7 separate regions of the Mus musculus genome follow, and regions 1, 2, 3, 4, 6 and 7 are each linked to region 5. A link is a loop called in an ENCODE intact Hi-C map of the cell type or tissue named here. Cell type or tissue: heart. All regions are shown on one strand.

Region 1 (4,000 bases), 120 kb before region 5:
CAGGCGTGGAGGCAGATCTGGACCCCCAGCTGAGAGGAGAGGACTACTTGGGCCCACTGAGTTCTACACTAGCCTGGACAAAATTGCCAGGCCTCATCTTGAAAACAAACGCTCACTTTTTAAAGTTGTCCTTTAATGCCTGTCTATACTATTGATCCCTAAAGAACCTACCAATATCTCTTCAGGTAAGGGTCAAAATTTCCTATATGTGCACATTCTATGCAAGAGACCACTAACATATTTAAAATCACATTAGTCAGAATAGATAGGTACAGAAATCTTGCTATTTCTGATTATGATTCAAGGCAAGGTGCTCGGAACCAAGGTGTTTTGTTTTTGAGGCAGGGTCTGCTGGCCTTGAAATGCATATCCTCCTGCCTCCGACTACCTTGTGTTAGGATAATATGTGAATGCCACCAAGTCCATCTCAGAGTATCTCCTTCCAAGAGAGGCTCTCACTATGTAGCACTGACTGGCCTGAAACTCACTATGTAGACCAGGCTAGTCTCAATCTCGGACATCTATCTCTTTCTGACCCCTAGAGTCCTGGGATTAAAGGCAGGTACCCCCCAAATATTCTTTATCTTAAACAAAAAAGGGGAGTTCAGTTTAGACCAATTCAAAACTTTTGGTCCAAGTGTAAACTCTGACAAATTACCCTATTAGAGTACCTGAGACATACAGAACAGGTACACAACTGTCAGCTAAGCAAATATGTTTTGATACCAAAGAAGCTTTTTAACAGTAAAATCATGTCCACAAAACACCCCTATGGGTATGGTGGCACACACCCTTGATCACTCTCGAAGCAGAGGCAAGTGGATCTCTGAGTTCAAGGCCAGCCTGGTCTACAGAGCAAGTTCCAGGATAGCCAGGGCTACAGAGAGAAAGAAATCCTGTTTATTTTGGAGGGTGGGAGTAGGAGGGAGACACTCTTGGATCGTGGGATTGCCTTAGCAGTGCTCTTATAAACCAGGTTCTCAGCTGGTTGCAGACCTATTGCATCAGACTACCCGAGTCACATGCCACTGACAACATCCGGTCTGCCAGGTGATCACTTGGGAGGCAGAGGATTCTAGAGCTTCTTTTAATTTCCTGAATGACGATGGGTCACTTCTACGCTGCCAACGTCTTTTCCAGAAAACTACCACAAATCACAACCATCCTCAGTAATTACAAGCTTTTTCTTGCCTTACAGCACCCCTCCGTCCTATCTGATCTAGCACGGAAAAGCCTGATTCTTAAAGGTATGCCTTCAGGGTTGGAGAAGTGGCCACCCCAAATTTCAGGGTCACTGCATTTAGTCAAGAGTAGCCTCCAAAGTCCCCAGATGGTTCGACTGGGGTGGAGTAATCCTAGGGTGCTGCAGAAGTCACTCAGTCTGAGAGAGCAGCCTTTGATCCCTGCAAAACCCGGAGGACTACGCTGGGTTTGCTAAAGACGAATAAAACACTGAGAATGACCAAAATGTATAGAAAATTAATTCCCAGCCCGCCCCCCAAGTAAAACTCCAGCTCTGGCTTGCTGTAGCTACGCAAGGGCCTGACAGCTCTCCCTGCGCGTGCGTGCGTGCAGCTCCTTCCTAAAGCACTGGCGGCAGTCAGCATAGAGCACGCGCGGGGAGGGACCCAGGCCGCGGGAGCTGCAGGGAGAGGGGGACAAGCCCGGTTCCCAGCTTGTTCTACGGACAAGCCGGTAGAGCCGGCCAGTCGCGGGAGCATCTGACAAAAGCTGTAAGCTGTGACCTCTGAAGCCATGAGGGATTCAAGGGATACTGCGAGCTCCTGGTACTTACATCGTCGCCACTCACTGTCTGCTTTCACCAGCTGGTCCACCAGCCCCGGGTCCTTGAAGCGCTTCTCCTGCGTCTCTCGAATGAGGGCTGGGTCCCCTCCTTTATCCACCCGAAACAAATCCAGGTCCAGCACCATCCTTCTACCTCACCAGTTAACACTAAGAGAGGACTGTAAGCGGCGGGTGGACGATGCACTGCGCCTGCGCGCTGACCTGGTCTCACTGCGCAGGCACCCGGCAGCCCGGGAGGGGGCGGCGCCTAGCTCGCCGGAAGCCGCAGTGTTAGGCAGGGTCCAGAGGGAGTGGTGAGAAGTGAAAAGGGCGTGGTAGCCTTATGCGGGTTGTTTCTCTGCTGAACTCCTTACTGAAAGGCCTTCTGATCGCCCCCCACTGAAATCGTGAATGCCTCAGGTTCCTCTGGTTGAAGGGAGTATCTCGGTGTGGACCGAAGCTGACTTGGAAGACAATGCACTTTGCAGATGCCAGTTTTCCTCTATCTTGATTACAGAGCACACACCCAGTTACCTACCCTCAAGATTCTCGAGCCCTGGGGCTTTTTGTTTTGATACAGGGTCTCACAGTGTAGCTCTGACTAGCAACTATGTAAACCTGGCCAGCCTCAAACAAAATGTTGGGATTAAAGATGTGTGCCATTTCATCCTTTATTTTTCTTTTTATACTAGCCCTACCCCCTTCCTCCCGCAACAAACCTTTGCCAAGCCCCCCTGAGATAAAAGGACAAGGTTAGAGACCCTGATGGACTTAATAAACAGAGACACTGGAGGGAGGCTAGGAGGCAGGATAATCTGAGCTTGTCCCCTCCCGGTCTCCTGCAGCTTTGGCTACAGTTTTGTGTTGAAAACCAGGGGAAGAAGGGTTGGGTGTCAGAAGACAGTCCATGAGATGAGCACACCTCTCTTCTCACATATCCCTCACCCAAATCCAATAGACCTTTGCAAGAAGTTGTAGCTTATATTTACGATTGAAACTATTCTATGTTTATGTAATTTGAGCATTGCCAGGCTATTCTATCAACACGTTCAAGTTATTCTTTTTGTCTGTTTGTTTGTTTTGTTTGTTGAGATAGAATCTATAGGCCTGGCTGTCCTGGAGCTCACTATGTAGACCAGGCTGGCTTCAGACAGAGATGCCTGCCTCTTCCTGGGGAGTCTCTGGTATCAAAGGGGTGTGCCACCAAGCCCAACCTACACACACCTGTTACTCTTAAAGTGAGAAGACCTCATTTGAAATTACCTCTCTTGGCCAGATGTGGTAGTGCATGTCCATGTGCATCCCTTGTGAGTGGGAGCAGCGGGTGCATGAGTTCAGGGCCAGCATGTCTCCAAAAAACCCAAACCTAGTCAGGCTTAGTAGTAGGTGCCTTTTATATCACATCGGAGGTAGAGAGCTCTGTAAAGTCAAGGCCAGCCTGTTCTAAATACCGAACTCCAAGCCAGCCAGAGCTGTGTAGTGAGAATCTGTCTCAAAAACCAAACACACATACAACCAAACCAAAAACCTACTGCTCTCACACAGTAGAAAACATTAACTAACACGGAACCCACAAACCTGCTCTCCCCTTCCTGTGTCTTCTCCTAAAAAGAACACTTTCCTGAGTATCTAGCAATCGGACGGCTGGAAAATGGAAAGCAGCCAAGAGAAGTTATAATAATAAATGTTAAGGATAGAGAGCTGCAGTCTTTGCAGAAAATACTTGAAGACTGTCATCAAAGTGTTGGGGGTCACTGAACCCCTGAGAGGGTAAGATCCGTGTAATCTAAGGTATGAAAACAATGGCAGGTGCTTTGAGAGGTGGGGCCTAAGGAGTGCATCAGTCCTTTATAGTGTAATTCCAGAAATCACTTTGAAATTCTGGCCTCTCAAAAACAAACAAAACAAACTCCAGGGTTTTTTTTTTCTATTAGTTTTATTATTGTTTATAAATACCTCTCTTTGGGCTGGAGAGATGGCTCAGCAGATAAGACCGATGGCTTCTCTTTTAGAGGACCAAGGTTCAATTCCCAGCACCCAGGTGGCAGCTCACAACTCTGTGTTACTCCAGTTCCGGTGGATCTGGCACCCTCAAACAGACGTGCATGCAGACAAACCCCACCAGTGCATATGAAATAAAAATAAATTATTTACTGGGCAGTGATGGCTTACTAATTTAATCCCAGTACTGGGGAGGCAGAGATAGGCAGATCTC
Region 2 (4,000 bases), 350 kb before region 5:
CTTTGGCATCTTCAAAGTCTCCTTGATCAGCTACGCAAGCCCCTCCCCTTCTTAGGGGGGCTTTGTCCAGGGGTTGCCCTTGTACCTCAGTTTCTGGGTTAATGACAAAAACATCTTAGCTGTGCAAAGCAGCTCTTTCCCCATCCCCCTACCTCACTCCTCGCCCCCCTCCTCTAAGCCCCCTCCCTGTCCCTTGGGGTGGGGGTGGGGGGATCAATTCTGAGTCACCAAATCTGAGTCCATTTCCAGTTCTCAGTGCACCTAGACCCAGCGAGGGCCCCATCTTAGCCCACTCAGCATGGGGGCAGTCCAAGGGTGGCCTGTATGCCCATCTAGGATGACTCTCTAATGCTCACTAACAGAGTGGCCCCTTTCTAGGATGAGAAGATTATTGGCAATCATAATACCCAGATGTAAGTGGTAGTGGGTTAGGCATGCAAAAGATAAGGGGCAGCTCCCACTCTTTTAAGTCCCTTAAATTCAAGTGTGGGGAATGACAGAACAGAGCTGTAAGTCAGAGGTCTCAAAAGAGAACAAGTGGCATTAGAGACCGCTCCATGAGATCTCCTCCTCCACCTCTTCTCACTTGCAAACTTCTTCAGGGGTGTGATGCTTGTTGTCACCCCGAAAGGCCACGAGGCCAGGTGCTCCCTGGGGCCCAGGAGACAAAGATCAGAAGGGGCTGCAGGCCTGCTCACCAAAGACACTCAAGGGCCTACAGAAAATAGGGGTCAAGGAAGAGAGCCAAGGGGCAGGACAAGAGGCCCAGGAAAGGATGGAGGCTTGGAGTCATGTATGGATGGACTGATAGAGGGAGGTCGGGAGGATGGATGGATGGATGGATGGAGGATGGATGAACTAAAGCAGAGGGGGCGGGGGTTCGGGAAAACTGAGCAGACAGGGAGACGTTGAAAGAAGCTAAGGTGCGGGGCAAAAGGCGAAGAATCAAGTGGGTGGGGAGGGGGGCACAGAAGTGGGGTGCGTGGGAAACACGTGGAGAGGACTGTTGCAGATGGGTAGAGCCGGAGCAGGTGCAGAACCGAAAAAAGCTGGAGGACGGCTCACGAGAAGAAAGATAAAGGCAAGTAAAGTGGGGGGCAGGTACTGTACACCCGCAGAGACAGAGGTGGGCAGGGTGGGCTGCGAGCGATACGCCGGCGCTAGGACCCGGAGGCGCGAAGGTGTCTGAGCAGGCGGGCACTAGGACCCGGCGGGTCCTTTGTTTGGGGGGCCGGGGAGCCGGACGGCGGCTCTAGTCGGCGGCTCCCCTCAGCTGGAGGGGGCCCTGGGGGGGAGGGGAGATAGTGATGGGGTCCCCGGATTCTAATGTGTCTGTACTCACCGTCTGCCGCAGGCAGGTCGGCCCGCTCCACCCACGAGCTCCAGCTCTGTCCCGCGAAGTCATCGAGACTCGGCACTCGCCGCTCCAGAGCGGCCATTGCTGCCACCGCGCGTTCACGCACCGCCATCACCGCCGCGGACGCGCGCCCGCCCTGGCGCCGCCGCCGCGCGGCCCCCTCCCCCCACCCTCCGACCGGGGGCACGCCTCCCTCTCCCCCTACCTTGCCAGTTCACTCTCTGCGCAAGCGCAGCTCGTGCCTCCTGCCACTACCTCACTCTCAACACAGCTTTCTGGGAAGTGTAGTTGCGGAGGGGTGGCGATGCTTACGGAGCTAGCCGAGGGATCCCTTCCGAAATGCACAATCGCACGCGGGGAAGGAGAGATCAAAGCCTCGGGATATCCTCTTTCAACCCCTCCGTACACGTCCTTTGTGCCACTAGTTCACTCTCCCAAACTTACTGCGCATACCCGAGCCCCAAACCTCTTTCTGCCCAAGATACTCTTCTAAAGCCGTGCATCCGCCAGCTGGCTGGCGCCCCTTCCTGGGCTGGCGGCCACGAAGCGCCTCTGCACCCCTGTAGATCGAATAGGGTAGGTGCAAGGAGGTGGGCGCAGTGAATCAGAAGGGCAAGGGGAGGGAGTGTGCAGGACGTGCTGAAGGACACAGGGCTTGGGGTGGGGGAGGGCCACAGCTCCTGTGCTGTTCCTCTATGGGAAACGCACGCTGCCTTGATGCAGAACGGAGGTTTGGAGTACTGTGTCTTAGGTTTGGGAGGACCTGGCTGAGCTTGCTAAGATCACCTGTCAGTATGACAGAAGGCTATCGCCGATCCAGAACCAGCCCCAGAACTAGGGTAGCCCCAAGGCTGCTGGTGTTTGCAGTGTCTCTGCTGATCGTCTCTCTCCTCCTGGGAACTACAATCGATAACCTGCACCGCCTCTTCCCAAATCCTGGCTGGACCCTGACTCCATTCATCATTTTGGCTTCTTTTTCTAGTGAATCTTTTCACCGCTGGAAAAGCTGCTATTGAAGCCTTGGCATAGGGAGGTTTCTCATATCTATCTTTTCTTTTCTTTCTTTCTTTCTTTCTTTCTTTCTTTCTTTCTTTCTTTCTTTCTTTTTTTCTGCTAAGGTCCAGAAAGTACCTTAATCACCCACCTTCTCAGCTGATAATATTTCTTCCCACCCTCACAGAAGAGACAAAAATCTACCTTCATCTCCGTCCCCATTCTCATTGGAAATTAAATATTAATCCTCTTTTTCTTTGACTACCTCACCCATCACGCCATATTGCATCCCTTTGCCTAAAATGAAGCCAAGTTTGGGAGCAATTAAGTCAAGGTCTGTGACTTTCTGCCTCCCATATAAGAGCAGTTTAACTACATAAAGAATAACATCTGAGGGCAGAAGTTCTAAACCTAAGACCCACCCAGAGGTGGTCCCTAAGAGGCCCAGAAACCTGATGAGACTAAATGTAAAACTGTGCCCAAGTACATTTTTCTAGAGAATGTAAATGTGACATGTGACTGTCTGAGGAGATGGATAGGTGTGAGTTTGTGCAGCGTGAACACTACAGTGAGAAGAGGGAAGCATATGGCCCTCGATTTGTCCTTTGGGTCACAGATGGTAGGAGAGCAAACGGAGGCAGCATTGTGGAAGCCACTGTCTTTTGCCTTTTGAGTTTGGTCCAAGTTTGCTAATGAGTCTTGGTTTCTTTGGAGTAATTGGGTGCCGCCAAAAGAGTCGATGTCACTAGACTGGGGCTTGCCAGAAGCAATTGCCTAGCCAGCAGACTCTGTTGCCTGGGGTTCAGAGTTGCAAGGAGAGGAGTGTCTTGGTAGAAATGCTGAAATTTGTCCAAGAACATAGAGCGAGGGAAAAGGAGAAGGGGAAAAAAATCCCCAGAAGTCCTCTGGTCTTGGCTTCTTCTTGGCAAATGTTCGCAGCACTGTTTATTCAAATGTGTAGTAACAAGCACCACAGAACAACATGCAACATTCTCCCCACATCCTCGATCTGCAATCCCAGAAATAGGAGGCCCATGGTCAGGATGTTGAAGGGGACTCATGTCTAAGAAAGGTCCTGGATAGGCGTCTCCACATGGTAAAGTCTACCAGGGCAAAGGGCAAGTTCCCTGCTTGTTGGCCTCCTGCAATAGCTAGAGAAACCAGACACCTCTCCCGCTTCAGGCCTGACTAGGCAAAGTGGTGGTGCCAGCCCTGGTTGGAGAGGACACGAGTCTCATGAGGACAGAGCTGCCCTTGGCACTTACTGCTGCCCAGCCCCCTGGAGGTAATGAGGTGAACTGGTCTTTCCTCTTCCGGCGGCCATGGAAAGACCATAGCCTAAATCAAGACTCTCTTGGCCATAGCCAGACTCTTGCCAGGAAGAGCCTTTTCAACCCTAGAGCGAGCCCTGGAGTACGAATGCTCGGTGGGAGTGGATAACTCCTACTCTAAAGTAGTTGATGGGCCAGTTGCTAACTTGGGCCCCAAATGAGAACACTTTATCCGTCACAGTTCAAATAAATTATAAATATAGACGCAGAATCCAAACACAGTTTGAGTCGAAGCTGCTCCCAGATCCCCACAGGGACTTGTTTGAAGAAAAATGGTCACTCTTTTGTTCTTTGTACCTCTGGAGCTGGAGGCAAAACT
Region 3 (4,000 bases), 350 kb after region 5:
TGCCTGATGTGGATGGTGGAACCTGAACTTAGGTTCTCCGCAAAGGCAAAAAATGCTTAGTCCATGGGGCATCTCCCACCCCCCCATTTTAGTTTTAAAAATGAATTTAAACATACTTTCTAATATAATAAGTTTTTCAGAATACATTTGAAATTAAGTTGAAATATTAGTCTCTATTTTAAAACAACCTGTCACAAAGGTACAGGGACCCAAATTTTCAAAGTTAACTGCATCCACAATCATCACTCACCATGCTGCATCCACACTGAAAAGGCCTTACCTTTTAAAAGCTAGTTTAAAAAAACTACTTCATAGTATTAGTTACACCTACTTAATAGCTTTTGTAAAAGAACACCAAGAGTACGTGTATATTTTATATATACAAAGTTAAAAGGTTTGTCTATAAAAAGCAATTAGTACCTCAAAAATCTCTCATTAACCTGAACAAGTGGCTGGGAGAAAAGTAGGTAAAATATACAGAATCTCTTTTCGTTAACATCTCCACGTGTATGTCAAGACAAGAAAAATTGGATGTGTTTTACTTTACATGCTCTAGCGAAAATGCTTGAAGACATGAAGACTATTAATACTCATTAAAATATAAATTAACCTCGGAGGCCTGGAAGGTTATTTTTTAAACTACCTAATTTGTAGGGAAGTGGAGACTCTAGTTAGTGAGACCAAAATCAATGGCCCAACACCAAACCGGTAAAAATAAACCTAATTAGCCATTCATTTAACCAGGGAAATGCATTTATTGGCGATTGAGCATGATTAATAGTGCATACCTCTACCTGCGACCCTGGGCTGCTCCGAGCCTCGCTGCAAGACTGAGTCAATCCTGCTAACGAAACAAGAACTGAGACAAGAGTGCAGTGAGGAGGCGCCAGGTGAGCTCCCCAGCACAGCCAAGCCAGCACCGACCCTGCCGCAGAAAGAAGCCCAGGGCCCAGAGCATTCTAATTATGCCCAACGCACAGGTGGCTGACACCTTCGACTCCTGACTTCCTGCTGGGAAAAATTTCCAGGCCTTCTGTACACCTCTTTTGCCCTGGCACTCCACGCCACCCTCAACCCTCCCGGCCCACCCGACACACTCACTGGCCAATTTCTGTCGGGATTGGAGAGCTTAACGAAGAGCACGAGGCCGACATTGAAGTAATTACTTCAGTAATTCCGCTGGCCCGGGGGGCAGCGGCAGAAGCACCGAGTTAGTGCTTAGTCGACACAGGTAAAAAGGAGTCATTTTTTTAAAAAATGGTGAACTTGGACAGGCTTCTGGTATTACTTTTCTCCTCTCCCCTAGAGTTCTTGCCCAACAGCTCCCTAGGGATAGGCAGGAGGTTGGGGTAGGTTAAAGATCGATTGTGGCGGGCTCGCCCGGCTATTAAAACAAAACAAAAAAAACAAAACCTGAAAAGGAAAAAAAGAGGGCGGCCCTAGCCCGACCCGTCCCAAACCAGCCCCAAGCTTCACTTCTCCCTCCGCCAACTTTCCCCCTCCCCCAAATCCGCGGGTCTCAGGAGGGAGGGAAAGGGGGTGCATCCACGGTATCCGACACCCCGCTCTGGCGAACTTACCCCCGACACGCGGCCTAGAGGATGCGTACCTTAAAGTAGATCTCGTCCACCACCTCGTGGTAGGTCTTGAGCTCGTAGAGCTGCACTTTGAAGTAAGGCGACGACAGGATGTTGGTGAGGATCATGGGGTTGAGGTTCATGGTCTTCTCGTTGCCCCACAGCGGCAGCACATTGCCCTGCTTGCCCGACACCGCCGGCTTGGTGGCGCCGCCGCCGCCGCCACATTGCTGCTGCTGCTGGGTCACGGCCGCGGCCGCCTGGTGCTGCGGTTGCGAGTTGCCGGTCAGCGCGGGGCTGTTGTTGGCCATGGTGCCGCGGCAGGAAGGAAGGAGGGCGGGCGGGAGGAGGGAGGCCAAGCTCGATCGCGCTCTTCGGGACAACGGTCCCGGACCTACTCCATGGAAGGCCGTCGGGGCAAGGAGCCCGCCGCGTTGTGCCCCAGCCGAGCGGGAAACTGCAACTGGGACGCCGACACACGGGAGCCCGGGCCCGAGACGGACGCCAAAAACGAGGCGGGGAGAACTCCGGACGCAAAGCAGAACGGGCAGCAGAGGAGCTCGATCTCTTCCGCCAACTGCCCCTGGGAACAAGATGGCGGGGCCAGCGGAAGTGACGCCATACGCCCGGGCGTTCGAGCTAAGGCCGTGGCCAATCAGAGCCGCCCGTGTGTGCAGGCTATTCCTCTTCCTGGTTGCGCGAGGTCGTTGCGTGTTGGCTCGGCTCCGGTGGTCTGTGTGCCGGGCTGGTGGCTTCCTCCTGGGACTTTGGCCCAGGGGGAAGGGGGTCTGGACACAGTTGCTATGTTTTAGAGTTTGCATCCGTTGCTTGATTTTTCTCGAGGCAGGAAGAGGGTCTCGTGACACTTGTGTTCTGGACGGATGCGTGACTGCTCCTGCGGAGCGGTCGAAGTCTCATGAGTTAATTTTGTTAGATTCTCCAGAAAGGACTAGAGTCAGGGAATTGACTCCGATAGAGTCCTTGAGGCTTTCGCAGAGGTAATAGTGTCCTACCGGAAGTCGTAGACGGCCCCAAATTTTTTTTCTCCTAAGATTAGGATAATATTTTAACTGGGTTGTGAGCTTTAAAGAAAGTACTCTCAACTGGGTGTGGTGGCGCCCGCTTTATTTCCAGTGCTGGGGAGGAAGGGGCAGACGGGTCTGTGATTCTGAAGCCAAGTTCCATAGACATCCAATCTCAAAATAACAAAAAACATAAAATCTGCTACCCTACGTGGAGTGCTTCCATTGACTCACCTTTTTTTTTTTTTTTTTTTTTTTTTTAATTTTCAATTAGGGTCTCACACTATAGCTGAGGCTAGCATGTAGCTCAGGCTGGCCTCAAACACAAGACAATCTTTACGCCACAGCCTTCGAGATACTGGGATTTTGGGTCCTGAGCTACCACATGTAGTGAGATGCTAGTTCTATGGTACCGCTGCACTGGGCTAGGCCTTAGAAAAGGGAGTGAGGAATGGAGATGGAGAAAAGGTGGGAAAGTAATCAGGGTATCTGTTCTCAAAGGTACTAATAATTTAAGATTAATAGTGTTTGAGAGTTAAGAGGCTGCTGGAGCCTTTGACCATCATCTACTATTTACCATCTAATAAGCCTGATTTGAGCAAAGAATGGCTTAAGCATAGAAAGCAAAATCAGGCTTAGAGATGGAAAATAGCACAGTTGGCAAGAAGCTGGGAGCTGTGCTTCGTGGGGAGTAGTGGCAATAAAATGTCTGTAATGTGTGGATGAAACATTAGGAACTTAATGCTTACCAAAGGCTACCCCACATCCTTATAGTGTGTGTGTATTTAAATCAGGCTAGGTTGGTTTTGATGGCTACGTCTGAAAGGAAATTTACATTCCAGAGACTGAGGCAGAACAATCAAGAGGCCAAGACTAGACTGGTATAATAATCTGACTTAAAAAAAAATCAGGCTATTGGTGTAGTTTAATGGTAGACGAGGTGCCTAGCTAGCATGGGCAACGTTGGTTTAATCCCAACAGAAACGTGTTTTCCTGTGCTCATTCATGGATATGAGCATTAGGGGCTGAGGATGTTCCTCAAAGGTAGAGACTTCATTAGCAAGCAAGAGTTTCAGCCCTATCACTGGAAAAAAGAAAAATAGTTCATATGCATAATTTTAAATATGACCTTGACGTCTACTTTGTATTGCTTGCATTATTTCTGGCTTCAGTCCATTCTTCAGCAATGGCCAGAATAATTCCATTAGTGCTCCTCTGCTCCTGAATGCCATGAGGTGAGCAGCCTGCCGTGCGAATCGCCAAACTCCAATCGTTGGTCGCATACTGTCGTCCTTTCCTGGAAACTTTTGGGTTCGGAAGTTTCCGAGCAGATCTTAGTTTCAGCAGCACATACAGAGACTGAAACGGGAGACTGAGGGGGGGGGGGGGGCACTGGGGGGG
Region 4 (4,000 bases), 280 kb before region 5:
CATCATCTATAACTCCAGTGGCAGGGATGCACTCTCTCCTGGCCTCCTCAGACACCAGGCATACACCTGCTATGTAGACATGAAGACAATATCCACAGGAGTTTTAAAAATTAAAAATTGTTTTAAATTAGCAAAAACCTGTTGGGACTTGATCTCAAGATTTTCAAGGTTTCAGATCACCAAGTCTTGAGTAACCAGCAAGTCTCAACAGCAATTTGAGATGTGGTTTGCATTGGCTGAAGCATGGCTAGTCCTCTAGTCAATTGCGGTTCATTTGATGGCTTAGGAATTATTTGCTGGGCTTTGTGTAATCTTTCATTAGGAAATTGTACTCTGATACTAAATAGTAGTAATATGGTAGCTGATTTCATACAAAATTCAGTGTAGTGAAAAGTAGCGTGTGCTGAAACACATTTGAAAACATCAGTTCAGCAAAGGAAGAAGTTTTGCCCACACATACAATGAAAGCAACTTGGGTTTATTTTCAACATTCTGCAGATTTCTACTGATGTTAATCCTGTTATGATGTTAATCCTGTATCATGTGAGATTTAGCCCCTGGAATCTTGTATCAACTTAGTCATTGTCTTACGGTTTCACTGCTGTAAAGAGACACTATGACCAAGGCAACTCTTATAAGGACATTTAATCAGGGTTGACTTATAGGTTCAGAGGTTCGAGCATGGCAGCATCCAGACAGGCATGGTGCAGGAGGCCTTTATCTGAAGGCCACTAGAGAAGACTGACTTCAAGGCAGCTAGGATGAGGTCTTAAAGCCTACACCCACAATGACACACTCCAAGGCCACATCTCCTAACAGTGCCACTCTCTGGCCCAAGCATATTCTAACCACCAGTCATTTAAGAATTTTATTGGGAAGCTGTCATAGCTGTGAAAGGTCATCTGTAGTCTCCCACAGTCTAAGAAAAGTACCTCTAGTGGGAAAAAGAGGCAATCATCTCTAATGTGTATGAGTGAGTGTGTGTGTGTGTGTGTGCGCGCGCGCACGCACATGTACCCAAGTATATATGAGGAGCCTGAGGAGGTCAGAAGAATGCATTGGATCCCCTGGAACTGGAGTTACAGGTGGTTGTGAGCTGCCACGTGGGTGCTGGGATCTAAACCCAGGTATCCTGTAAGCTCTTAACTGCTGAGCCGTTGCTCCAGGTCCAGTACTGCTTTTAACACTATAGATTAATGCAGATGTGGAAAAGAATACGTTGCTTTGAAGAGGTGTGTCACTCAAGAATATACAGAGAAAAAAGCGAAGGGAAAACATAGTGTAGCCCTCCAGCTTACAGTCCCTCCTATTGCTAAGGCAGGATGTCTGTATAACTGAGAACAGTAAGTATCATTATCTGCTATAATTACAATGTGAATAATTCAAAGAGATGGTTACTTTTCTTTAAATGTTGTGTTCAAGAAATGATCTTACATACAAAAAGGTATAGCTTTGTGATAATTACTTCATATTGATATTTTTGCTTGGGAGGCTGGTGAAGGAGGATCAAAGACTCTAAGCCACCCTGGGCTACAAAAAAAGACTCCCCAGTTCAACAAACTGACAAAATCTAAACGTTAATGGAACTAAATAGCTAAAAGATGTATCTGGTAGTTTCTCCAGCAGGTAGCACTGTTGAGTTAGCTTTCTTCTTTCCCCATAGTAAGACAATAGACCATTCATCTTTGTCACCCAAACAAAGAAATATTCCTTTGTAGCCCCCTTTTTCCCCTCCGTAACTGGTCACATGCTACTGTAACTGACTGCCTTGTGATCTAATCCATACTTGACACGAATTAAAAATAAGTTGTGCTTAAAAATAAATAATGTGGCGTTTATATTTCTGGAAAGAAAACACACTCATCAGTTTTTATCTTGTTCAGTGGCTCAGAAACTGGAGGGCTTTTCTGTTGATTTGCCATCCTGTTCCGCTTTCCAGAGCTTCACAGCTCCCTTCTTACTGTGGTTTTGGGGAGAGGAAAAACTCCCGAGTACGTAAATAGTTTTGTTTGTACTATTCCGTGTGCATACTCGGGTAGGCCTGCCGTTTGAGTTTACTGTTAAAGTTAAAAGTAACTTCCAATGGCTTCCACTCTGGTATAACATTTTGCATACTTTGTATCTTTTTATCTGGCTTCCTGAGTTCCGACTGAACAACTTGAAATGTTGGGAAGAGGTGGAGTGAAGTTAAGGATTTAGAACTGGTTTTACCAGCACTGCATGTTCTAAAAGTTGTGTGAGCAGCTTCTGCGGTGTAGGGAACAGTGGGGAGGTTATTTGCTGGAGGTGGGTATTCATTTAGGAGGCATCATATTCAGTGAGGGAATTGGTGTGATGCACTTACTGCAGGGCTAAGGGTGCTTTAGGTAACTAAAATCAGAATGTGACTGTACTAAAATGATAATATATAAAGTGGGCTTTAGGCAATTCTCTTCCCGTATACCTACACTTGGTGGCAAAGCTACCTACATTTCCAAGTCCGCAGAAGCCAAAAAGTACTTTCGCCTCTTGACTACCTCCCTGCAGATGAGGAAGGTGACTGAGGCCAAACATGTTGGAAAGACTTCTGCGGCTTCCATGAGACACGGGTGTAATGATGTTCATCTGCCCCATAGGATTTTCGCATTCACCTTCTTGGCTCCTTCAGCAGACAATGGGCGAGCCAGCGAGCCGGGGTTAAAATCCTAATGTACCAGTTTATGTCGGAGCCCCTTTTCCAACTGAGAGTAGTAGTTCAGGGATTCCCTGGCTTTCCCAGGCGCGGTTTCCACCGAAGGAAATTTTTAGGAGCGTTTGGAGGGGGGTTGGGAGGAGGGTGGAGAAGGCGGCAACGTGACCCAACCCTAACCCGAGGGTCTCCGGAAGCGCCGCCAACCTGCAGGCTGAGCGGGGAGGGGAGAGGGGTAACCCCTAGGCCAACTCCGGGAGCCCAGCCCGCAGACGCCGAGCGACGGTGGAGAATGACCTCAGCCGTCCCTGCCACGTTCCAGCCAATCAGTCCCGCATCTTGGCATCCGAATCCAGGACCCCCGAAGCCGGAGGCGACGCGAGCCAATGAGGAGTGGGCCGGGAAAGAAGGACAGGCGGCCAGCCTATTGGGGAGGAGAGGCCCGGCTGCGCGTATCCAAGCAGCGCGGGGCCGAGCTCGGGGGTGTGGCGCAGCGCCGGCGGGGGTGGGCGGGCGCGCCGGGTGGCAGGTGTCAGCGGCGTCTGCATTCGGCAGCGATGGAGCGGCCCCGGGGAGCTGCGGACGGCCTTTTGCGCTGGCCCCTCGGCCTCCTCCTGCTCCTTCAACTGCTGCCTCCTGCCGCCGTCGGCCAGGACCGGCTGGACGCGCCGCCGCCGCCCGCGCCTCCTCTGCTGCGCTGGGCCGGTCCGGTCGGGGTGAGCTGGGGGCTGCGCGCCGCCGCGCCCGGGGGCCCCGTCCCCCGCGCTGGCCGTTGGCGCCGCGGCGCGCCCGCCGAGGACCAAGACTGCGGCCGCCTCCCGGACTTCATCGCCAAGCTGACCAACAATACGCACCAGGTGAGCGCGCGAGGCCCGGGCGCCCGCCCCGGTTGGGTCGCCCCTCCGGGCCCGCGGCCCCAGGCGGCCGCTCCGCTCCCATTGCACGCTTCGAGGCTAGCGCGAGACCCCGGTTGCGGAGGGCGGCGAGGCGCGGGGGCGGCGGGGGCCGGGGTGGCTGCGGCCCGTGGGGCTGTGTGTCGTCATAGCCGAGGCAATCCGAGACTTTGACTCGCTGCATTCTTTGCTTCTGCTTCTTAAGTTGTCAGAATCTCCCGGTCATCCCCCCCCCCCCCCAACCCCCACCCCGAATATAGAACGCCGGGTCCACCAACGCTGGTACCTACCAGGAAGCTGGAGGCATAATTACCCCTTGAGTGATCGCAGAAGTTGGACAGCCCAGAAGCAGAGGTGTGCCCTCCCTGGGTCGGTACTTTTGAGGTTGACGTCCAGAAATCCCACAGCAGTTGTTAGGTCATGGCTTGTGTTTCCATAG
Region 5 (4,000 bases):
CTTTAGTCAAACGAATGAAGGCTTTTTTTGGTGTCTTTTAAATTAACAAAATAAACAAACAAACAAAAAACTTTGGGGGTTGTCTACAATCACCTCCCCCGCAAACGGTGGGATTTGATACCATTACTAAGTCCTTTCAACCAGCTTACTGTCAGAAAGTATGAGACCTTAGGGAACTGGATAACAGCTTCTCTCCCCTGGGGACTAACAACATAATTCTATAGTGAACGACCTCCCCAGCGGCCAGAACCAACTTCTAGGAAAGAAAAGAGAGTAAAGGGTGATAACGAAAAGTCAGGTGTGGCACTAGGGTACCTTGATGGGCTTGAGAAAAGAGAAACTGCAAGGAGCATCCCAGACAGGAGTTAGGGGCTCCCCAAGGTCCAGGGGGGCCGGGCTGGGAGGGGGCGGGGGGAACGGCCACGTCAGTCTAGCCCCGCCCGCCACGTTTGGTCCCAGTCCTCTACCGCCACCCTCCGCTCGGGCCCCCAGCTCTCACCGTTCGTCATGGCGGTAGTGCCCGGCTGGGGTGAGGGGTCCGGGTTCAGCTGTGGCGGCTGCAAATGCGGGGGAACCCGGCTCCCACTTGACACTTCCCGATCCGGGCCGTGGTGACGGGGAACGAGCCGTAGTACGCAAGCGCGAGAGCCGAGCGAGAGAAACGCCGAACTCAATCAGGCATAATTAGCTGATCGTCGAGCCAAAGCCTCGCCCTGCCTGCGTAGCGTCTGCGTCCCTACGTAGTGGGAGGAGAGCGTGTTGGGCGAGGCTTCCTTTGTGGTCATGGCAACCGGAAGTCCGCCTGCTTGCTCCTGTCTAATTAGACCGACTGGACCCAGACAGTGTGTTTGAAAAATAAAGGCTGTAGGGATTGCTCTGTGACACATGTTCAGTGTGCCAGAACATGTCGTTCCCCGTTGTATCTACTTGAGAACAAAACTTAGGGTTCCAGTGATTCATGACCAAGAAACAAAAGAAAGCCATCCCGTTTCCTCCAACTTATTTAGGTGACAACTGGTAGTGAAATCAGGTACAGTTCCAAGAGAAAACACTTGGGAACCAGGCTATAATGCGAAGCAATTGCACGTAAGGTGGCGCACGTGTGTATACTACAGCAGGGTCACTGTATCTTACCATACCAAGCTGAAAACGTCACCACTGTCAGGATAGTTGGACCGTTCTTGGGGACACGGCTTGTTTGTTTTGTTTTGTTTTGTTTGTTTGTTTTGCTTCTATGCTCTGCAGCAGTAATATGTGCTGTAATATCTGAAACCCGACGAGAGTTTGAGTGCTGAGGGGGATACCACAGTAGTTGCTCGGACTCCTGGGACAGCCCTTGTTAGGTGGCTTCTTGCGGAAATCTAGCCAAGCTGCCTCTGACTTTCGTAAACGGAATAAGAAACTATAACAAAAGCCACATGCTTCCGATCCTAAAGCTTTCGGTTGTCAGAAGCATTCAGACAGCTTCCTGTTTGTTAGAATGACTTTCTTTTCCTTAAATTACCAGGATAGTTTCCTTTATCTGCAGAGTTTAAGTCATGCTGGCCTCACCTCTTCAGAAATGTACCCTGGCTTCTCTGAAGATGTTTTGACTAGATGATGACAGTCTAATGGTGGGCTGGCGTGCAGGGAACAAAGCTTTAGGTTCTGCTTTGTAAACTGGGACCTTCAATTATAGACAGCTGGGTCTGCTTTTCTAGAGTCTGACTGAAAGTGCTGCACTCAGAAACCTAAGAATTCTGTCCATTCCTGCTACAGTGCCATCTGCTGGCTGTGAACCGCCTGGTTACCTAGAACAAAACTGTCAGAAGACTTGGAATGGACAGTCAAGAGGAGGAAACCACTAGTAGAGTAGCCACAGTGTTTGATGTAGGAAAGAGTACTTGAGCCGGGCAGTGATGGCACACGCCTTTAATCCCAGCACTTGGGAGGCAGAGGCAGGCGGATTTCTGAGTTCGAGGCCAGCCTGGTCTACAGAGTGAGTTCCAGGACAGCTAGGGCTATACAGAGAAACCCTGTCTTGAAAAACCAGAAGAAGAAAAAAAAGAGTCATTGAAAAAAATATACTCAAATTAAGAAATTACAGCATCAAAAACCAAAAGATATATAGAAAAACCCTAACATAATCACTAATATAATCACTTGGATTACATATGTGTGTATACACACAGGACATTCCACAAAGCAAGACAGGACTGCAGAGATGGCTTAGTGGTTGACAGCATTTGCTTCTCTTGTTAAGACCTTCGTTAGGTTTCCAGCATCCAAGTGATGGCTCACAACGATATGTTCCTCTGGTTCCAGGAGATCCTGTTGTAGAAATAATAATAAAAATTGTTCCTCACACTTAGAGATGAAGGCAAAGATCTGTACTAAAGTGCCTGGCTGACTGTGGTTAATGCCTAAATTAGAGTCAGCCTTGACAGGATTGTACTAACTGGTAGCTTCAGTATGCTTGGCCCAGGGAGTGGCACTATTAGGAGGTGTGGCCTTGTTGGAGGAAGTGTGTTACTGTAGGGTGGGCTTTTAGACCCTTTCTCCTGGCTGTAGTCAGATCAAGATACAGAGCCCTCAGCTCCTCCAGAGCCATGCCTGCCTGGACAACTGCCATGCTTCCAACCATGATGATAGTGGACTGAACCTCTGAACCTCTAAGCCAGCACCTTTGTAAGAGTTGCCTTGGCCGTGGTGTCTCTTCACAGCAATGGAAACTCTAAGACACTAACTCATATACACATTGGCTTATACACTTCACAAGCATGCATTTCACAAACACTGTCATCTTGGGTCCCAGTCCCAAAGTACACTTCAATCAATTCTGTCTAATGGCAGATATGATCTAATGTGTGCTGGTCATTCCTGATGAATAAACATTTATATCCTAGCATCCAAAACTTCATTTATCTAACAGAGCTGGTTAGCATGCTACTTACCTTTAATTATTTTGGAGGCAAAAGTAGCTAAATTCTACTTGTGTGAAGGAAATCTATCATTAAGTCCTCTATAACATTAATTTTATTACTTTGAGTTTCTTCTACATGGGCCCCACACTGCTGTTCTGGACTCTGTGGGCACACAAGCAGGCTTGTGGTACACAAATATACACACAGACAAACCACTCACACATACATAAAAATAAAACAGGCTGAGCTGGGGGAATGTCAAGTTGGAAACCAACTTGGGTGGGTGGGTGGGTGAGTGAGTGAGTGAGTTTCAGATCAGCCTTTGCCATGTAGTGAGACTTCATTTCAATAAAACAAGGGCCAGAGATGTGGCTCAGCCATAGAACACATGCCTAATGGGTTCAAAGTTCTGCGTTCAATCCTCAGTAGTGTCAAAGAAAAGAAAGGCATTCCTCCCATTCTTAGAAGTTATTTCTCGCTTTTTCTTAATACATCTGTAAACAAAATCCATTTTTCTCATTGCTAACTCCATTGGTAACCCATTCTGCTCCACGGCTTGCAAATATCACTTTTCTTTTGCATTTCTTTATTCTGTGTGTTTTTCTGTGTGTACGTGTGTGTGTGTGTACATGTAGAGATAAGAAGACGGCTCAAAGAAGTGAGTTTTCTCCTTCTACCACGAGGGGCCTGGGGACCAAACTCACGTTGTTAGGTTTAGAAGCAAGCCTCCTTCCCTTCTGAGCCATTTTACTAGCCACATTGGTCTCTTTGATAGAAAATTTGTAATTTGATATCCTATTTAGCATGAAAGATTTATATATTCTAAAAACTATGTTCAATAAAAATATTTTGGGAAAGTACTACTGTTGAGTTTGCTGGAAGCCTTGTCTCTTGCCAGAGATGGGCGTTAATCCAGGAGTTAAGGTGCCAGGAGCTCAGTGGATCAGTGGCTTCAGGCTGTTCTCTCTTGAATTTGAAAAAAGAAACTCATAGCCCACAGAGAGTGAGTTTAAAAGTTTTATCAGAGGAAGCTTAAGAGAAAGAAGGCAGAGCTCCTGGACAGCAGGGCCAAACACCAAGAAGTGGGGTACCTGCCA
Region 6 (4,000 bases), 90 kb after region 5:
ACTAAGACACAGAGGTAGGAAGGCCCACCTTAACTGTGGGCAGCCTCACCCCATGGACTGGTGTACTGGACTGGCTACAAGGGAGAGAGCAAGTGGAGCACTAGCATTCCTTTGTCACTCTACTTTCGGATCAAGAACCTAATGTGACTAGCTGTGTCACATTCCTGCTTCATGACTTCCAGTCTTCCCCTGAACTCTGAACTCAAATAAGCCCCTCTCCCCTAAGATGCTTGTGTCAGAGCTTCTGATCACAGCAACAGGAAAATAACCAATAAAGATGGATAAAGGAGTTTGGTGGCCCCAAATCCCTATATCCAAGGATAACCTTAACTTCATAATCTCTCCTCCTTATCCATGCTCATGTGTAAGCATCCATAATTAAACCTATTGAGTCACACAAATAAAATGTGACTGTACAAGAACTGATGTGGAAAGTGGGTCAGGAGGAGGGGGAAGGGGACAAAAGAGGGTTATAATAAGTGGGTTTGATCAAAATACATTATAAACATGAAAATACGATGAAACCATTATCTATAATTAATGCATGCTATTAAAAAGAAGAGTGGAGACTCAGCTAATATAAGTTTAATTAGGGTTGGTTACGTGAGCAAAGGTGAAAGGTTATTTACAGTATAGATTGGCAACTTAATTAGTTGCTATACCATTGAAGAAAATACCTCCTCTCCTCAAGCAATCATTAACTGCCCATAGCCCTGTTCCATGTTCACATGTCATGTTCACAACGTCAAGACAGATACTGCCTTGTAACAGTTCTTAGCTACTAGTGAGTTCATGTCGTGCCAGGGAGACAAGAGTCCACAACACGCCTACCTTTCTACCCTTCCTCTGGCTCTCAGATTCTACCATTACCACCCCCACCCCCCAACCCACCAAATGATGTTCTTTGAGTTTTGGAAGGAGCAAGTTAGATGTTTCATTTAGGGCTGAGCATTCAAGCCACTTATTCTCAGCACTTTGAGCAGTTATGAGTCTCTGTATTAAGCACTACTACTGCAAAATGAAGCTTCTTTGCCCAAAGCTGAAGGCAGTACTAATGTTTGGGTAAACATAAATATTTGGAAGGCTGCTTGATATGTATGATACATTTAGTCAGCAAAAGAACAGTAGCTTCCCCCCTAGGGCATTGACCTCCCAGACGCAGATTTGATCAGGTCTACTGTGCCGGACATGAATCCCCTCCTATGGAGTGGGCCTCAAATCAAGCTGGAAAGAAGATGGCTACCCACTTAACAGTTTGCCACTATTGCAAATGTGGGTACATCTTGCCTGGGAGGGCAGCCGGGTAACATACAAGGTCACAGCAGGGCAAGACTGCTGGTGACTTCTTCCATAAGGCATCCTTATGTTATGAAAGCTAACCTTCCAGAGTAAGCATTCAGTCCAGTTCCATCTTGACTTCTGTACACACATGGTTGCTACAGCAGTAGGATCTTATCATCTACATCTGAAAGGCTACCAGCCACAGTAGCAATGGGGCTGGAGAAGTGGCTTAGCTGTTAAAAGAACTCAAGTTCGGTTTCCAGCAACCGAGTTTTGTGGCTCAAGATCACCGATAACTCTGCATCTCAGGTACCTGATGCTCTGCTGGCAACTGCAGCTCTGACCTCTGCTGGCAACTGCATTCATATGCAGAAACACAATCAGAATTAAAAAGAAAATACGTGTTGGTGCCACAATTATCTGGGACTTCCTATCTAGGGGGATCCAACCCCCTCTTCTGACCCCTGTATGTACTAGACACGCACGTGGAACACATACTATATGAAGCAAAGCACTCATACATATGAAATAAATCTAAAACGACTACAAATCTTAAAAAGTTGTAAATGATGTATGTATACCCAAGAATACCAAATTAAATACTAACAGTGTCTCATTGCCAGTTAGTTTTTGTATTCATTTCTGGGGTGGGGTTCCTCTTTGGACACTTTGGAAACTGCAAAGCCAGAAGTTGAAGATAAACACAAAACAAACCTTACGTCCAAACTCCCATTTGCCTCCCTCACTATATATAGTACTAGTTAACCATTATCTTCCACTTAGAAAGTTATGTTCGAAGTAGATCTCTCTCTCTATCTCTCTCTCTCTCCTTCTCTCCCTCCCTCCCCCCTCTTTCTTTCTCTCTCTCTCTCTCTCTCTCTCTCTCTCTTTTTCTTTCTTTCTTTCTTTCTTTCTTTCTTTCTTTCTTTCTTTCTTTCTTTCTTTCTTTCTTTCTTTCTTTCTTTCTTTCTTTCTTTCTTTTCTTTCCTTATTTACTTATTACTTATTTACTTATTTAGACGTACTTGGCTCCTTTAGCCACGACCGTCTGAACTGAACTGGTGGTTGGGTAATTGAAAAGCCCTTACTTCAGAGCAGAGGAGCGCGGCCTGGTCCCGCCCCCGCCTCCGCCCCCGCGGCGCAGCCAATCAGCAACGCGCGCGGGAAGGCCGCACAGCTGCGGGCCGAGCGAGTCGATGAGTCCGCTCGGGACTCCAGTCCGAGTGCACCGTGTTTGAGGTAGGCGGCTCGGCGTCTTCCGCGGCCGGGCTGGCCCGGGTCCCTCTGAAAGAGCAGGCAGGACCCTCGACGTGAGTGGGCGCTCTTCGGTGTGTCGGGGCGGCCCGCGGGTCTGCGTGGGAGGCGGCGCGGCAGCGTGAGAGGTGCCGGGGCCTGGGCCCGTGGCGATTCCCTGTTCCGTCTTACGCGGGTAGACAGCGCCCGCCAGTCATTCCCCTTGTCTCGGCTAACCCTGCGAATATACCGAGCGGCCCACCCTGGGGCAAGAGCATCCTTGCTTGTGTTATCTGAAACCTTGGCAGAATCTGCAACAAATACTGACGGCCAAAAAATTATATATATATATTGGATTTGTTGGAGTAATGGTATGAAACTCCAAATTTAATTTGAGTATATTAAGTTAGTTGATGCTGTAAGTCTGTGGGTTTATAATTAGGTGCAAAACGTCAGGTTTTCTCCATGATACTGATTATAAAAGTGCTCTTCTCAGCGTTGTCTGGGCACATATTGGAAATGAAAATTGTCTGGTGGGCGGTGGGCACCCTTTAATCCCAGCACTCCGGAGGCAAAGGCAGGCGGATCTCTGAGTTCGAGGCCTGCCTGGTCTACAGCGTTTCCAGGATACACCGAGAAACCTCGTTTCGAAAAACAAACAAACAAACAAACAGAAAAAAACAACCTCAATTGCCAGGAAAGGACAAGAACACGCGTGAGCTAAATAGCGACTTCCCGCTTCTAAGATAACCGAGAATTTGACTTCCCTTAACCCGGTTAGTCCTGCTTGGCTGGTTGGTTAGACCTCTGATTCTTTGAAATCAGTGACTTTCTTGAGGGTTTCCATTTCGTGGCTGTCAATCAGCCTGCACATCTTAAGAGCTAAGCCAGAGGCCGCCCCTGTGAGAAGCCCCTTTTCTGGTTTTCCCACCTGTGTGATAAGACCCAGCAGAGTTTCCTCACCCGCTTTTGAACCCTAACCTCCAAGGAACCTCTCAGAGCTCAGAGGCCATGGGCATGTTACCCGTTTTTTCTGGGATTGAGACAGTGGTGCCCTTTCCAAGAGTTTTTGTAAGGATTAAAGGAGCATATGTTTCAGTAACAAAATGTCCTCTATTATTGTATGAGTATGTTTTTTTATATACTATTATTGTGCGCACTGGAGTACATGTGTTGTAGTTGAGGCAATGAGAAAATGATACAAACTAACTGGTGTCCACCGACAAGTCATAGAGTAACGCAGGTTTTTTTCATAAACTGAGGCAACATAGGAAGATTTTTGTGATGTTTTTGTTTTTCCGAGTCAGTCTATGTAGCACTGGCTGGCCCTATCTCAGAGACTTGTCTTTAAAATAAGCTCGAAGCAGGTCCAGATTGCAACTTTGGAGGAAGTGTGGGATCAGTTCTAAGTGTTGTTGTTTTCAAAGAGTTCTAGTCTTAGATGACCACCGGCCTCTGACAGGAGGGATTGAATTTCCAATTGATT
Region 7 (4,000 bases), 160 kb before region 5:
AAGACCTACCAAAGGAGCCTTTGGGGCAGGGGGCAGCAGCAGGTAGCCCGAACCGCGTGCGGGGCCACCAGATCCCAGCCTCTATGGCCCGTGGGCAGCTGTCGTAATTCACTATGGAGAAGAGCACATGGTCACCTATAAGCAGTTCCGTCCAGGCCCCAAAACCTTCCTTCCACGTCCCCGACCGACCCACAACCAGCCTCATTTCTAGCCTCTGCAATGTAAGCTCTTAGCATACGGTGAGGAGGGAGCCTACCTGCCCCAAGAGTCCTACCTTCACAGCCATTGGTGGTGACCTCAGCAAAAGGGTTGTCACAGCGGTCACACTGACGCCCAATGACTCCAGGCTTGCACGGACACTGGCCGTCCTCGGGGTCACAGACTCGGGACAAAGAACCAGTGGGGTAACAGTCACACAAGAGACAAGTGGGGCTGCCGGGGGGCCGGTAGTGATTCTCCTAGGAGGGAAGATGTGGGGGGAGGTCACTGGATCAAGATGTCATCCTGGATGCTGGTGGAGGCTTCAAGCTGCGGCCTCCCTAGAGACAGTCTCCCCTGCCCTGGGTCCTCATGGGAATGTGACTTAACATTCTCAAGAGCTACCCATGACCTGGAGTTGAACTCATCAATGAGAAACCAAGCATTCAGAATAGGCTGCAGCCAGCCAGCCTGTAGGGCTAGTCCAGAGATCCCTGCCTCAATACTGGTCCTGGATCCCCCTGCATCTGGATATAAGGGCAAACGACCTCTTGCCATGCCTAATATGGCAAAGGCACGGGGTGCTCCGCTCTCCGGAGGAAGGCCCGGATCCTCTACTCCTCTTCTTTCCCCGGCGGGGGCAGGCCAGAAGCTACAGGGCAGGGTGCCACAGTGGGGGCTCACTCGGGACTCTCACCTTGCAGTGGCACTCCCCACTTGTCTTGTTGCAATCTGGGTCAAAGCCTTTGCTGACATCACAGTTGCATGGACCACATGTGGGGTGTCCCCACCAGCCACGGGGGCAAGGTTGGTCAATCCTGCAGAAAGACACCCAGACAGGCTTGAGCCCCCTCTGCCACTACATCTCCTCCCACTTGGTTCAACCACAGGTGGTCCTTTCAGCCTCGGCTGCAGCTCAGCTAGACTCTCAGGGCTCAGAGTGACAGCAGAGATAAGCCCTGACCCACCTACCTGGTCTCACAATATGGCCCAAGGTAATTTGGTAAACACTCGCAGATGTAGCCGTGGGGTGTATTGGGTTTTCGGGTACACACGGACTGGTGCTCGCATGGGTTCAGGTCACACACATTTGTACAGTTGTCACCATAGTAACCTGGACAAGAAGGACCAAAAAGTTTCAGGGCCAACCCTCTACTGGCATTCTCTTCTGTCCATCTCCTCTTATCTACTTCCACTCTAAGCATTGCACCAGGCAGCCATAACCCTGTAGGAGATGACGGCTCAGAGAAGAAGTGACTGGCCACATATTAGAGATGGAGTGTGACCCGTGGCACTGGCCCCGTCCCCCGTCCCTCTCCCTCCCCGCATCCTCAGCATACCTAGAACACAGCTACAAGAATAGCTGTCCCAGTCATTGCTGCAGTAGCTGTTGGTAGGGCATGGATTCGAGTCACAGGGATCTGGCCAGCTACAGCCTGGCTCCACATTGATGCTCTCCCCGCGGCTGGGATCTAGACTGCTGATACCCTCAGGTGTCTCGCTTACCCTGACACCCTGGAGGGATAAGAGCAGCATTAGCCTTCAGTGGAACAGGGCTCCAGGTAGGAATGGGAGGTCAGGGGAGGAGACTCACCTGCAAACAGCCCCGGAAGCCACGGGCCACTCCGCTGGCTGGCCCAGGAACTCCCCCGACTGTAATATTGCTCAGGTGCAGTCCATGCAGCCGAGGGCCCAGATTACCCTCTGCCTTCTGTTGCCCATAGTCAAAGGACAGAATGGCATGGCCAGGGCCCCCGCTGGCTCCCAGTGCCAGCTGTGCATGATGCCAGTCACCATCATTGGCTCGGCCTGGCTCAAGACGCAGAGATGACGCCTGGAGCCCTGTGCCCTCCACACTTAGCACTACGTGGCCTGCCCGAAGCTGTACAAGAGGGGGAAAAATCAGCAGACCACCTCAATCAATGGGTTCTTCCATTCTGCCTGGTTGAGGGCAGAGGAGGCTGCTTATTTCCCTTAAACCCAGTAGGTGGCAGCACTGACCCACGGAATGGGCCCAGCCAGCTCTTCGCTTCTGCCAAACCCTGCCCAGCCACCTGGGTCCAACCCCCTGAAGGCTCCTACAACGCTAGCCAAGCCGGGGCTTGCCACACTCCCACGTGCCCTGCATCACCTGCAGGGTGATGGTGCTGCGCCCCCTGGTGACGGCCTGCAGCAGGACGCCATCTGCCTGGCGTGTGCGGAACATGAGGCTGAGGTGCCAGGGCTGAGAGATGGGCAGAGAGAGGCCATGCCAGGCCACAAGGCTGCTGCCCAGGAAACGCTGGGGGTTGGCCATTTCTGGGAAGGCAGATGAAAAGTGACTCAAGGGCAGAGCAGTGGAGTCGGAAGCGGGGCAGCTCTATGAGAGCTGGACCCTTGCCTCCCCTCACACCCAATCCTCTCAGTGCCCCGCCCTCCAGAGCATTTACCTGTCCCGGGCCGGCCCTACATTGTGCCCAGGGCCTGCCTGTCTCTGACTAGGCCCTTTGTCTCCTGCCTAGCTTCTCACTCTGCCCAGACACGCTTTTCCACCCACAGCCCAGCTTGCAGAACCCTGCCCAGAGCCTGCCCCAAGCCCTGCCTGTGATCCCAGACAAACTGACAGCACCCAGGCCCCAACCTGTGGCAGGTGCCACTCCTACCCTGGGCGCAGCTCTTGCCCCCGAAGCCTAGTGGACACTCGCAGCTGAACGCATTCCACTGGTTCACACAGGTGCCACCGTTGTGGCAAATGCTGCTGTCGCACACGATCTTCTTGGTGGGGCAGCCTGGAAGGAAGAGAAAGGGACTCAGGGACCAACAGCAGAGACTGGAAGACCACACAGGCTGGTCAGGTCACGCACAGCCGAGCCTCTTGGCAGTTGGCTCCCAGCCTTGCCCCTACCCCGGGTCCTCATACCAGGCACAGTGCCATTGTTGGCAATGAAGTCGGCCATGTCGATGTGCCGGCTATCCACCTGGAGGTCCTTCATGCAGCCCACAAAGTGCCGCATTCGGACGGGGAAGCTCTCGGGCAGATCCGGCACCCCACCCAGCAACAAGGGCCCTGTCAGGTCCAGAGACCTGGGGGACGAAAGCGTGAAGACACAGGGGTTTAAGTTTATGGTTTTTCTCTTACCCCGTACCCTGTCACTAGGCCCAAGAAAGGGAGCACTTGGACCAAGGCTGAGGAGCCCTTTTAGAACAATGCCCAGGAAGTAGAGGCACTGCAGTATATACAAATGTGCTCTCAGCCCATACCCTTCCCTCACCATCCGCCAAGACCTGACTCTAACTCTCCAACATTGCCAGTGTCAGGAAGGGGCGCATCTGACTGGCTCCCGCTCTGGAGCCCCTTCCCTTCGGCCCGTACTACCCTCTCCCTAGCTCCTGCCCCCCTCACCCCCTCGCTCCTGCCCCCACCTTCCCCGCTTACTTCTTGCTGCCTCCTTGGGTGCCCTGGGCAGCACAGGAGTAGTTGCCCAGCATAGCTCCAAAGCGCAGAGCCACCCCTGTGTCACAGCCATCCACGGACACCACGGCTACCTTCTGCTCAGATGGACCTTGGGGAAGCCCTGTCTGACCCAACAGTGGCTGTGGACAGAGAAGGGAGGCAGTAGACAACCCGGCATAGGGCTGCACCTCTCCATGCACACACACCCACAGACGAGGACCGCCCAGAGGGATGGAGGTGCCCTGCACAGCACATCCCCATCCCCCTCCCAGGCACAAGAGCTGTGAGCAGCCTCCCTCACCACTCACAATATCAACCGGGGCTGGAAAAACGCATGCATCAAGACCTGGACCCTCTAATTCCTCCGTC

What was found. A loop is a pair of places that touch in the nucleus more often than their neighbours do. Peaks named below come from ENCODE experiments on the same cell type or tissue, not always from the same donor. Only the 100,000 strongest peaks of a DNase experiment are listed, where the experiment ranks them.
Region 1: a loop joins it to region 5, with 4 times the contacts of the local background. A loop is called at or near these places in 7 of 42 quality-filtered maps.
Region 2: a loop joins it to region 5, with 4 times the contacts of the local background. A loop is called at or near these places in 4 of 42 quality-filtered maps.
Region 3: it touches region 5 in a loop (2.3-fold over the local background); 4 of 42 quality-filtered maps call a loop at or near these places.
Region 4: it touches region 5 in a loop (2.2-fold over the local background); 7 of 42 quality-filtered maps call a loop at or near these places.
Region 6: it touches region 5 in a loop (6-fold over the local background); 9 of 42 quality-filtered maps call a loop at or near these places.
Region 7: a loop joins it to region 5, with 10 times the contacts of the local background. A loop is called at or near these places in 22 of 42 quality-filtered maps.

What each region holds. Positions count from the first base shown.
Region 1 is chr3:108,443,202-108,447,201 of GRCm38, forward strand. Sars (seryl-aminoacyl-tRNA synthetase) reads right to left here and starts at 2,058. Exons shown (of 11, transcript NM_001204979.1): 1 at 1,796-2,058. The coding sequence starts at 1,931. In heart, CTCF peaks have their summits at 2,040 (motif pointing right) and 3,044; DNase peaks (open chromatin) are centred at 1,030, 1,610 and 2,050; H3K4me3 peaks cover 2,597 bases; H3K27ac peaks cover 1,906 bases.
Region 2 is chr3:108,209,003-108,213,002 of GRCm38, forward strand. It overlaps Atxn7l2 (ataxin 7-like 2), which reads right to left and starts at 1,525. Exons shown (of 11, transcript NM_001289545.1): 1 at 1,343-1,525. The coding sequence starts at 1,469. Sypl2 (synaptophysin-like 2) reads right to left here. Exons shown (of 6, transcript NM_008596.1): 6 at 3,264-4,000. In heart, CTCF peaks have their summits at 1,890, 2,089 and 3,660; DNase peaks (open chromatin) are centred at 1,329, 1,549 and 3,579; H3K4me3 peaks cover 2,470 bases; H3K27ac peaks cover 2,551 bases; H3K27me3 peaks cover 347 bases.
Region 3 is chr3:108,909,555-108,913,554 of GRCm38, forward strand. Prpf38b (PRP38 pre-mRNA processing factor 38 (yeast) domain containing B) reads right to left here and starts at 2,175. Exons shown (of 6, transcript NM_025845.3): 1 at 1,610-2,175. The coding sequence starts at 1,888. In heart, a CTCF peak has its summit at 1,672; DNase peaks (open chromatin) are centred at 1,637 and 2,227; H3K4me3 peaks cover 3,314 bases; H3K27ac peaks cover 2,320 bases.
Region 4 is chr3:108,280,916-108,284,915 of GRCm38, forward strand. Sort1 (sortilin 1) reads left to right here and starts at 3,149. Exons shown (of 20, transcript NM_019972.3): 1 at 3,149-3,525. The coding sequence starts at 3,226. In heart, a CTCF peak has its summit at 1,624 (motif pointing right); a DNase peak (open chromatin) is centred at 3,066; H3K4me3 peaks cover 1,868 bases; H3K27ac peaks cover 2,320 bases.
Region 5 is chr3:108,561,772-108,565,771 of GRCm38, forward strand. Tmem167b (transmembrane protein 167B) reads right to left here and starts at 695. Exons shown (of 3, transcript NM_026198.2): 1 at 500-695. The coding sequence starts at 509. In heart, CTCF peaks have their summits at 502 and 1,765 (motif pointing left); DNase peaks (open chromatin) are centred at 700, 1,340 and 1,780; H3K4me3 peaks cover 1,871 bases; H3K27ac peaks cover 1,705 bases.
Region 6 is chr3:108,651,461-108,655,460 of GRCm38, forward strand. It overlaps Clcc1 (chloride channel CLIC-like 1), which reads left to right and starts at 2,453. Exons shown (of 12, transcript NM_145543.2): 1 at 2,453-2,520. In heart, a CTCF peak has its summit at 1,638 (motif pointing left); a DNase peak (open chromatin) is centred at 2,441; H3K4me3 peaks cover 2,147 bases; H3K27ac peaks cover 984 bases.
Region 7 is chr3:108,399,608-108,403,607 of GRCm38, forward strand. It overlaps Celsr2 (cadherin, EGF LAG seven-pass G-type receptor 2), which reads right to left. Exons shown (of 34, transcript NM_017392.4): 6 at 3,614-3,771; 7 at 3,098-3,261; 8 at 2,841-2,966; 9 at 2,330-2,496; 10 at 1,793-2,080; 11 at 1,539-1,713; 12 at 1,171-1,312; 13 at 896-1,016; 14 at 275-458; 15 at 10-111. Among named protein-coding and RNA genes, the nearest start is that of Celsr2, 14 kb to the right of the region's middle. In heart, a CTCF peak has its summit at 2,302; a DNase peak (open chromatin) is centred at 2,294; H3K4me3 peaks cover 569 bases; H3K27ac peaks cover 573 bases; H3K27me3 peaks cover 1,537 bases.